Regions from separate parts of the Homo sapiens genome. Here region 2 is linked to region 1. Evidence: chromatin contacts called from ENCODE Hi-C or POLR2A ChIA-PET data. All regions are on one chromosome and are shown on one strand. Each heading gives the region's core, a stretch centred on a gene start or an enhancer-like site at or near the end of the contact. The rest is flanking DNA. Distances are from core to core; before and after follow the strand shown. Region 1 overlaps CCDC69 (coiled-coil domain containing 69). Region 2 holds the start of ATOX1 (antioxidant 1 copper chaperone).

Region 1 (5,596 bases), core at 783-3,282:
CAGTACTTTGGGAGGCCAAGGCGGGTGGATCACGAGGTCAGGAGTTGAAGACCAGCCTGACCAAGATGGTGAAACACTGTCTCTACTAAAAATACAAAAATTAGCTGGGCATAGTGGCACGTGCCTGTAATCCCAGTTACTCGGGAGGCTCAGGCAAAGAATTGCTTGAACCCGGGAGGCGGAGGTTGCAGTGAGCCGAGATCACGCCACTGCACTCCAGCCTGGGTGACAGGGCGAGCCTCCATCTCAAAAAAAAAAAAAAAAAAAAGAATCTATACATGCATTAGAATTTATGAAAATGCACATCCCCTCAAAAAGAGTCAATTTTACTATATGATAATTTAAAAAATAAAAAAAAGACAGCAAAGGGTCATCGAATGTGGAAAATCACCACTAGTCTCTCCTGGTTATCTGTGTACCTCTCCCCATACATATAAAATGTCATATATTTCCACCATCCTGTGCTTTCATTCATTCATTATAGACTTATGTAGCACTTAGTATGTGCCAAACAATTTAAAAATAACTATAGAAGAATTCTGACTAATGGGAAAAACTCAAGACAGGCAATCTCTTCTCCCCTGGGTGTTACAGTAGGAAATTCTTCTTATTAATATATTTGTAACGCTAAAAATAATATCAAAGCAATGCTTGGAGAATAAAGTTGTTTTCCCATAAAGTCTTGTGAGGTACAGAAGGTAGATTTTAGAGATAGAGAAACTGAACCAAGATTCAAGGAGGTTGAGTGATAGCCCCAGTTCAACAGGGTATGGTATTATTAAAACACAATTCTTCGGCTGGGCGAGGTGGCTCACGCCTGTAATCTCAGCACTTTAGGAGGCCGAGGCAGGCGGATTATGAGGTCAGGAATTCGGGACCAGCCTGGCCAACATGGTGAAACCCTGTCTCTACTAAAAATACAAAAATTAGCCAGGCGTGGTTGCAGGTGCCTGTAATCCCAGCTACTCGGGAGGCTGAGGCAGAAGAATCACTTGAACCCGGGAGGCGGAGGTTACAGTGAACCGAGATCATGCCACTGCACTCCAGCCTGGGGGACAGAGTGAGACTCCATCTCAAAAAAAAAAAAAAAAAAAAACACGCACACTCACACCCACACACACACCCACACACACCCACACCCACAAAACCACAATTCTTCAATTTCCAGGCAAGGACTTTAATTCCATTTCACAATGTTTGCAATAATGTGTGCTAATGTTGCAATATGTTTCAAGATTCTTAAAATCATTCAGACCTCTGTTCTAGTTATTCCATCTGGGTAAATCTAAGGACATAATGTGAAATACCGGCAACATTATGCAAAAGCTGTTTTGAGATCTAGAGGTCTAGACTCACAAGAAATAAGGAAAGCCATGTACTTTACGGTCTTGCCTTTATAAACATTTTAGTAGCAGCATAATTACTTGGAAACATATTTGATACAATGTTAAATGAAAAGAACAGGATATACACTTTTACGTACAAAATAATCACAACCATGTGTTTTGTTGTTTTGTTTTGTTTTTTAGATGGAGTCTTGCTCTGTCACCCAGGCTGGAGTACAGTGGTGAGATCTTGGCTCACTGCAACCTCTGCCTCCCGGGTTCAAGCAATTCTCCTGCCTCAGCCTCCTCAGTATCCTGAGTAGCTGGGATTATAGGTGCACACCACCACACCAGACTAATTTTATTTTTTAGTAGAGACGGGGTTTCATCATGTTGGCCAGGCTGGTCTCGAACTCCTGACCTTGTGATACACCCGCCTCGGCCTCCCAAAGTGCTGGTATTACAGGTGTGAGCCACTGCACCCAGCCACAGCCATGTTTTAAGAAGATAAATAATTCTGGGGAAAGGCCATGCGAATACTCATGATGAAAGGAAAAATCAGTAAAGCATTTTCAAGGTCAATTTCAGTAACATCAGTAATATACATAACCTTCTCCAGAGAAGATACACAAGTCACCAAGAAGCACATGAAAAGATGCTCAACAGAATTAGGCATTAGGGAAATGCAAATCACAACCACAATGCGAAACCACTTTATGTGCACTAGGATAGCAACAGGTGTTGCAGAAAATAACAAGTGTTGAAAAGGATGTGCCACCATTGGAACTCTTGTGGGTTGCTGATGGGAACATAAAGTGGTACAGCCCCTGTGGAAAACAGTTTGGCAGTTGTTCAAAAAGTTAAGCACAGAATGATCGTATGACCCAGCAATTCTCCTGGGTGTACACCCAGGGGGAACTGAAAACAGCTGTTCAAGTAGGTGCCTGTACTAGTGGCACTATTTACAGTGGCTAAATGGTGGAGGCAGCCTAGGTGTCCATCAACTGATGATGAATGGGTAGAGTGTGGTGTGTCTGTGCAATGGCAAATTACCCAGCCGTAAAAAGAAACAAAGTGTAGATGCATGCTGCAACACAGATGAGCCCTGGAAACATTTCAAGGTGAAAACATTCCAAGGTGAAAGAAGTCAGATGTGGGTGATCATGTGGGTTATACAATCCCGTTTATATGCGTGTCCAGAATGGACAAGGCCATAGAGACAGACAGTGGATTGGTGGTTGCCAGGGGCTAGTGGTAAGATAAGAAGTGACTGCTTAGGCTGGGCACAATGGCTCATGCCTGTAATCCCAGCACTTTGGGAGGCCGAGGTGGGCGGATCACTTGAGCCCAGGAGTTTGAGATCTGCCTGGGAAACATGGCAAAACCCCATCTCTACAAAAAAATATAAAAATTAGCTGGGCATGGTGGCACGCGCCTGTAGCTACTCAGAAGGCTGAGGGGCAAGGACTGCTTGAGCCCAAGAGGCGGAGGTTGAAGTGAGCCGAGATCGTGCCACTGTACTCCAGCCTGGGCAACAGAGCGAGACCCTGTCTCAAACAAACAAACAAACAAAACAAAAAAAACAAAAACAAAACAAACAAAAAAAGTGCCTGCTCGGTGGGTGGGAGTTTCCTTTTGGGGTGATGGCACTGTGAATGTATTAAATGTCACTAATGGTAAATCTTATGTCTATTTTACCAAAATAAAAAATAGATATACATAAACTTTACCACACCAATTCTATTAGGATGTTATTCTAATGCTGAAATCATGAATGTGACAAAGATGTTATAAAACCGGGGTTGATTATGTAAGTATCATTGCTGTTATAGACAATGAGAAAAATCTTGAAATTACCTAAATGCCTAACAAAGGGACTCAGTTAAATGAACAAGGGTGCATATTGGAATGCTATGTAGTTACTAAAACTCTTGGTATAGAAGAGTTTAATGACAGGATGCTAATGCAACACAAAGTGGAAAAAATAATTCACTTCCTCACCCCAAAGTGTGTGTGTATAGATGTATATTCTATGTATATTACAGAAAAAGAAATGGAAGGAATCTATTTCAAAGGGGTAACAGTGGCTAACTCTGGGTGGAATTATGATTTAAATTTTCTCAATAATAAAATCAGTGCTAAGAATTATTGCTAAGTAACTTGCACTGTTCTAAATTCTATCTCGGTCTATCTATCATTAAATTGTTTAATTCTTACAAACAACCTATTAGGGAGGTAAAGTAACTTCTTCAAGGTTACAGAGCTGGTAAGCAGTGGGGCTGAAGTTTAGACCCAGGGACTGGAGCTCTAGAGAATGAGATTGATCTATCTATCTATCTATCTATCTATCTATCTATCTATCTATCTATCTATCTATCTTACCAAACTGGAAAGTTTGATATCTATCTATCTATCTATTTATTTTTAATAGTGACAGCATCTTGCTATGTTGCCCAGGTTAGTCTTGAACTCCTGGGCTCAAGCAATCTATCCACCTTGGACTCTCAAAGTGCCAGGAATACAGGCGTGAGCCACAATGCCCAGCCAAGAATGAGACGTTAACCACTGTGCTGTAAGATCTTTTTGTCTAATCTACAGTTTCCAAATTTTCTGTGATGATCACCTTTGGTGATATAAGAGGAAAGAAAGTCATTTTTCAAAATAATCAATCTAACAATAAATAAGAGCTACCATCATCGTGGGGATGGAATATGTGTATTTAAAAATTCTTCTATTTGTCTGGGTTTTCCAAATTTCCCTTAATAAATATGGATTGCTTTTTAAATGGAAAGAAAAAAATACCTCTCAAATAAGGAAAAAGAAAGGTTGATGCCAGCCTCTTAAATCCATGCCCCAAAGGAAAAGTCCATCAACCCTCTAGGGCCAAGGATCCTGTAGATTTGAGTCAATTGCTTGTGGATCAGACAGACAGGGAGGGAACAGTGGGAGTGCCCAGGTGAACTGGGCAGGTGGGGCCAGAAGGAAGCACCCCCCACCACCTTGGCCAGTGGAACATCTCTACCCTTACCTTGCAGGGCCTCTTCATTCTTTCCTTCCAGGACCCTTTGCTGCTCATCCAGTCTGTCTCGAAGCTCTAGCTCCCTTTCCTTCTCCACCTGGGGGCAGAGAGTCCCGGGCAGGACTGAGATTGAGCAGGATCAGCACAGCATCTCTTATCCCCTCACCTGGGCCTACGTGGAACTTGGTGACCAGAGTCCTAACCCTTCCTCTGAGGGATGGGAATGACACGCCCAGAAAGGACACAAGACTTCCAAGACACAGCAAGCGTGGCAGAATTTGCCTTCTTTAGGGTTTAGCAGGGGGTTCCCATGTAATTATCCACATGGAAAAGGATTTAGGAGTATTCTAATCCTGATGCTTCCTCAAGGCAGGAAGCCTCCCATGGTGTTTCTCTGCTTGCGTAAGGCTTACTGTTTCAAGTGACCTCCAACTTCTACCATCAGGTCCCAGATCTGCCCTCTGGGGTCACACAGAGCCAGACTGTTCCCTCAACCCAGGCAGCCCCTCAGAGATCTGAGCATAGTGGCCCATATTCCCAACATTTCTCTTCCCCAGGCTGAACCCTCCCAGCCATTCTCATTGTCCCCCACTTGAGATGTTTTCCAGTCCCTTTGCCACCTGTAAGGTACAGCTGATGGGGCATATCCAGAGGCAAGGCATGACTTAAATTAGGCATTCTAGCCCCAGCATACCACTGAGTTCCTGGGTAATGAGCTCCCTCCACTGTATAATGAAGGGACTCAACTTGACAATACCTGGGGCCCTTACAAGTCTCAAGGTTAAGGATTCCACAGGTAATGGTCAGGGCCAAATGACATTACCATGGTAACTCTACCAAAACAAACTAAAGACCAGCAGCTGCATACAGTTAACTTACCTTTCATAAAAGGTGTGTTTCTGAAAAATGCGTCTAAGCTAAAACCATTTTAATGTGTGTGGGGGCACTTGCCACAGCCTTCCACCCAGCGAACACCTGAGGGCAGGGTCTGGACCCGATTTCTCCCTGTACCCCTGGCAGTGCTGAGGCCGCACCCTCCCCGCACATAGTAATCTCCCCCAGCAAGTCGACTGGGTGAATAAAATCTAGCAGAAAATCTTTCAGTAATAAATAACCATGTGATTTAATAGAGTGATTAGTTTATAACTACGGAGACTTTTTTTTTTTTTGAGATGGATTCTTGCTCTGCCACCCAGGCAAGAGTGCAGTGGTGAGATCTCAGCTCACTGCAACCTCTGCCTCCCAGGTTCAA
Region 2 (5,596 bases), core at 1,694-4,193, 560 kb after region 1:
GTTCAGTGCTCTCCTCCTCCACCTCTGAGGGGCAAAAATAAATTTGAGGGTGATGGAAAATCTATTTCATGGACAGAGTAATCACTTCTTTATAGGAGAATCTCAAGATTGGCTCTACCACCAGATGCATAACTGGGTAGTTCTGGTTCCTCATGGCCTCTGGGGTCTTTTATAAAGACTTATAAAATGGGTAGATTTTAAAAGCCAGTAGGTTTAAAGTAGGTTTTTAAAGTCAGTAAGTGGGATGATTCTTTTTTTTTTTTTTTTTTTTTGAGACTGAGTCTCACAGTGTCACCCAGGCTGCAGTGCAGTGGCACGATCTCAGCTCACTGCAACCTCCGCCTCCTGGGTTCAAGCGATTCTCCTGCCTCAGACTCCCGAGTAGCTGGGACTACAGGCGTCCGCCACCATGCCCGGCTAATTTTTTTGTATATTTAGTAGAGACGGGGTTTCACCATGTTGGCCAGGCTGGTCTCAAAGTCCTGACTTTGTGATCTGCCTGCCTTAGCCTCCCAAAGTGCTGGGATTACAGGCATTACCCGCCGCACCTGGCCTATTATTATCCCTTCTTGACAGATGAGGAAACTGAGATTTAGGGGTTAGTTCACACACTCACGGTGATTCGGCTGAGTAGGGCCTGAATTGAACATAGTCAGCCTCTAAAACCTCAATGCTTAACCACTGAGATCTTGTTAAAATGGGATTGAAAGCTGCCTGCCTATAGTTTTCTCTTCTCTTCTCTTCTTTCTTTCTTTCTTTTCTTTCTCTCTCCTTCCTTCCTTTTTTTTTTTTCTTTTGAGACAGGGTTTCACTTTCACTCTGTCACCCAAGCTGGAATGCAGTGGCACGATCACGGCTCACTGCAGCCTCAACCTCCCAGGCTCCAGCAATCCTCCCACTTCAGCCTCCCAAGTAGCTGGGACTATAGGCACGGGCCACCACGTCTGGCTAATTTTTTGTATTTTTTGTAGAGCCAGGGTTTCATCATGTTGCCAAAGTTGGTCTCAAGCTCCTGCATTAAAGTGATCTGCCCGCCTGGGCCTCCCAAAGTGCTGGGATTACAGGCGTGAGCCACCATGCCCGGCCTCACCTGCCTATAGCTCTAGCCCACCTGTCCTACGTCTACACAGGAGCTACCATTTCTTGGGGACTAGATATATCAGTGGCTGTGTGACATATTTTACTGGCATTTTTCCAGTTAATACTAACAACAGTCCTGTGAGGTCAAAGTTTTTGTCCCTATCTTACAGATGAGGAAATCAAGGCAGTGAGATAAAGCAACTTGCCTGAGGTCACCCAGTTGGCAAGCTGGGGCACAGATTTTCAGAGGTTTCTGGGATTCCAAACCCTGTGCTCTCGGGCATTTGTCTGAGAAAACTCTCAGGTAACACACTCTTCCCCTTCCAGTATGTGTATATAGATATATTTTTTTCTTCCCTTTCCAGTTTTGAGGAAATCCCTTGACTAACACCCTCTTTCCTTCAGCTGTTATCTTGTGGTACATGGTGCCAAGTGCCCTCCTCATTCCCATCATCTGCTCCAGAGGGTTTTTTGTCAAAATCCCCAGAAGATACAGAATACAGTGATGATCAAGCTAGCCTTTTCCTCATTGCCACCCCCCACAAAAAATCCTGGTGGCCTTCACTCCCCAAGCCCCAGGGCAATTAATACTGTCTTCTACCATTGCCACAGGCTGACTTGCCCAACTGGTAGGGCTGATTCTATCAGATTCCTTATCCATACTTTGTTGTTGGAGGATTTGTCTCAAGGCACCTGGCAAGACCCACAGGAAATGACACCTGAGATGTCAGTGGCTCTGCCCAGGAGGCCTCAGGCTCACCTGCCAGCTCCCTAAAGACAGGATGCAAAGACACATGGCAACTGTGGGATACCTCTGGGTATCCACCTGGCCCAGAGCCATGAATTAGGCACCCTGAAGAAAATGCTAAACACCACATGACCCTAACCAAGATGCAACTGAGATCAGAGCATCTTCCCAAGCCGGTGTGACTGCTTTTGCCTGGCACCTCCCATGTGGTCAGGCCTGGAGAGATGGGGAGCCTAAGGATAAGGAGCTGAATCCTGGCTCTGCCAACTTCAACACGACCTGGAATAAGTTACTGGGCTTTTTATATTTTTATCTGCCAAAGGCCTCAATTCTTTATATAAAAAACGAGGCCACGAGCAACAATATATGTGATAAGACTGAGTGATCTGCAAAGGCAGGCTAAGACTGACTTCCCAGACACAGCCACTGAGCAACTGGTGACTGTGCGGGGGGGTTCCTGAACCTCTCTGGGGCTCATGGGTTCAGGCTGAGAAAGTGTCTCCATTCAGTGTCGCCCAGAGTTGATCTGAAAAGTAGGCCAGAGTGGGCAGGGAAATTAAGAAAAGCATGAACCTCTGAAAACCTGCCCGGTCCGTGAGGAAATAACCGGGTCCACTCCCTTGTCCAGAGCCTCCCCACCGCCCTCCTTCAGGCCAGCTCCGCGGGCAGGGCAGCCAGGAGGAAGGCTCAGGGACTAGGCGTCTCAGTTCCCGCTGGCCACCAACTCCCCCATCCCCTGCCCCCTCTCTGGTTCTGTTTCTCTGTGTACGCAGGGAAGGTGTGGGCTTGTCGCCCCTGGAGGCCTTCCAGCTCCGACGTTTTGAAGCCTGGCTCCCAGATTAAACTCCCTTCGGATCCCATTTTCTGAAGGGTCGCAAAAGCTGGGGGCTGGGTGGGGTAAGCTAGGGGACAACAGCGGCTCCGGCCGCCGCCTGAGCCCTTCAAGATCAGCATCCGGTCAAGCGGCTGTGCAGCCGAGAAGCAACCCGGGACTGCAAGTCTGCGTGGCGGGGACGGCGCAACCACTCACCGGCATGACTGAGGCAGCGGCGGTGTGGCGGCGGTGTGGCGGCGGTGTCAGCAGCGCCTCTCTGGATTCGGAGGGCGGGTTCGGCTGCGCTTCCGAGAGTGCGCACTAGAGGCCTGGTCCCGGAGGCCCCTCCCACTCCGGGCCCGGCCGCGAGGGAGGCTCCGCCCCCTCCAGTCCTGATCCCTGCCGGCCGCGCCGCCTCCTTTCTGCGGGCCGGGCCCGTGGTCACCCGGCCTGGACGGAGAGAGGAGGTGAGAGGGGCGCTGCGTTGGCCTCCATCGACTGTCGGCCTTTTTCAGAACGCCTACTTCGGGTCAAGCTTGTGTTAGGGAATGCCAGAGAAGGGCACCGCCTTGAACAGGACATCATCCATCCATCCCTAAAAGGACAGTTTCACTCATTTATTCACCGAGTCAATTTTTATTAAGCGCCAGCCAACGAGGACGCAGCGGTGGAAGAGCAGCAGCAGGAGGCTGCGAAGGACGCAGGCAGTGATAGTGCAGGGTTAGCAGAGCTGTTGTGACAGAGGAGGAAGGGCCCTGACTGCAGTGGGGTGGGGGCGGTTGTGGAAGAGAGGCGGCCTGGGGAGAAGGCAATAATCTGGACCTCGGTTAGCCTTTATCGCCCTGTTACAGGCTTTGTCTCTAAATACAGTCGCATTGGGGGTTAGGGTATCAACATAGGAATTTGCGGGGACACAATTCATGTCCATGTCAGAGTTCAGTCCCTAGCAGAGCCATACTGACTAGAGTTTTAATCTCAGCCCTATCATTTATTAGCCATGTGACCCTGGGCAGATGAACTTACCTCTCTAAGCCTCAATATCCTCACGTATAAGATGGGGACAGTTAAGGTCACTATACAATTTTTTATCTGAACCTTTTGCTAGAGAAAGGAGATGCTATTAATAATTTTGCCAGGACAACAGGCAAACACCATGACTGTTTCAGGCAAACAACGACACATGGTTCCCTCCAAGAAACCTACTTTGCAGTATTGTTGGAATACATGTAATGTGTGCAAACTTCTTAATACATTGCTTGGCACATGGTAGGCACCAAAAATATATATAAGTATTCTCTAATTGCTAGGCCCTCTGTTGGCCTCCCTGGCACTGGGTCTTCCGCTGCTCACAAAATACCCCTTAACCATTCATCCCCTACCCAACCTGCCAGGAATTCCCTAAAGATGGAAGGGAAGGGGGCGAGGAGGAGAGGGAAAGAGGGTACTGGCACATTAGGTCCTGTACGGGCAAGGCTTAGCATCTTGGTAGTCCTGGGTACAACTGTGCCCTGGGGCTAGGGATAGCTAGATTGCCATGAGGGAAGGCGGAGAGTGGACATGAGGGAAGGAAATCCTTCCCAAAGCAACAGTACACAGGGCGAACCACCCACGGCATGTTTTAGAGAATTAGGGGTATGGGTTGGGGGGATGGCTAAGCCTAGAGACAGCAATTTAAAGAGAAGACAGCTTTATAAAGATCTGTTAAAGATCACAAATAAAGACCTATTAAAGAGGAGAAGAAAATATGCCAGACTGTAGTTCCTGCATAAATATATACATACATTCCGTGTATTTACATTAAAATAAGCATGAAATGAACCACAGCCAATGTTACTAGAAGTTATCTTGGATAAGTGTAGGATTTGCAGGTGGAATCCCAATGTACCTACTGTTTAATTTTCAAATAACACAAAGTAGCGTACAGTGAAAAGTAGGTCTTCCTCCTACCCTGACCTCTCCTTCTTAAACAAAAGGCATAGTATACACAGTTTTGCATCCTGCTTTTCTCACTTTATAAAATATCTTAGAGATTATTCCTGGGCCAGATGCAGTGGCTCATACCTGTAATCGCATTGCTTTGAGAGGCCTAAGTGGGAGGATCACTTGAGCCCAGGAGTTTGAGACCAGACTAAGAAACATGGTGAAACCCTGGCTCTACAAAAAATACAAAAATTAGCCGGGTGTGGTGGCATATGCCTGTGGTCCCAGCTACTCAGGAGACTGAGGTGGGAGCATCACTTGAGCTCAGGAGGTCAAGGCTGCATTGAGCCATAAGTACACCACTGCACTCCAGCCTGGGTGACAGAATATGACCCTGTATTTAAAAAAAAAAAAAAAAAAAGATTATTCCTTAATAGTACATATCAACCCTTTTCTTTCTTAGCTTTTTTTTTTTTTTTCCCCGAGATGGAGTCTTGCTCTGTCGCCCAGGCTGGAGTGCAGTGACGTGATCTTGGCTCACTGCAACGTCCGCCTCCTGGGTTCAAGCAACTCTCCTGCCTCAGCCTCCCAAGTAGCTGGGATTATAGGCGCCCACCACCATGCCCGGCTAATTTTTGTATTTTTAGTATTTTTAGTAGAGACAGAGTTTCACCATGTTGGCCAGGCTGGTCTCGAATTCCTGACCTCGTGATCTGCCCACTTTGGCCTCCCAAAGTGCTGGGATTACAGGCAATGAGCCATCACTAAGCCAGTGAGCCTGGGAAATGGGCATATAGAATCCCTGCTTTCTGGCTGAAAGTGTTGTTGCAAGGATAGGAATGTGCACACTGTAGGCATGTATAGATGGTGGGTTCTTCCTGGTGTAATCTACTTCTAGACCCAGCCTCCTGGGATGACCCTTTCTTTGACAGATGCTGAGGAGTTTAATTCTTTGCAAAGAAAGGTTTTGTAGCTGCTGCCTGCTCCCCGATATCCCCACCGCAGGAAACCAAGTGTCTGTTTTTTGTATCATA

The links. Hi-C counts contacts between places; a loop is a spot of excess contacts on that map. ChIA-PET counts read pairs that join two places held with the same protein, here RNA polymerase II (POLR2A). Pooled maps may share reads with other maps.
Region 2: a pooled map shows a loop between it and region 1 (2.4-fold over the local background). The contact joins the promoter of ATOX1 here to the enhancer-like site in region 1. A Hi-C loop is called at or near these places in 1 of 50 pooled maps. POLR2A ChIA-PET finds 5 or more read pairs at or near these places in 3 of 52 experiments (B cell, activated CD4-positive, alpha-beta T cell and naive thymus-derived CD8-positive, alpha-beta T cell).

Annotation. Positions count from the first base shown.
Region 1 is chr5:151,194,644-151,200,239 of GRCh38, forward strand. It overlaps CCDC69 (coiled-coil domain containing 69), which reads right to left. Exons shown (of 9, transcript NM_015621.3): 4 at 4,354-4,441. Among named protein-coding and RNA genes, the nearest start is that of CCDC69, 27 kb to the right of the region's middle. Within about 2 kb of position 2,033, at least 7 of the 41 ENCODE cell types and tissues checked have a DNase peak (open chromatin) inside an H3K27ac peak, as active enhancers do; they include B cell, where a contact is called at or near this core.
Region 2 is chr5:151,755,688-151,761,283 of GRCh38, forward strand. ATOX1 (antioxidant 1 copper chaperone) reads right to left here and starts at 2,944. Exons shown (of 4, transcript NM_004045.4): 1 at 2,859-2,944. The coding sequence starts at 2,864. It overlaps ATOX1-AS1 (ATOX1 antisense RNA 1), which reads left to right. Exons shown (of 4, transcript XR_007059008.1): 3 at 1,251-1,384; 4 at 2,602-2,673. RefSeq lists an enhancer at 1,983-2,112 and a silencer at 2,883-3,132.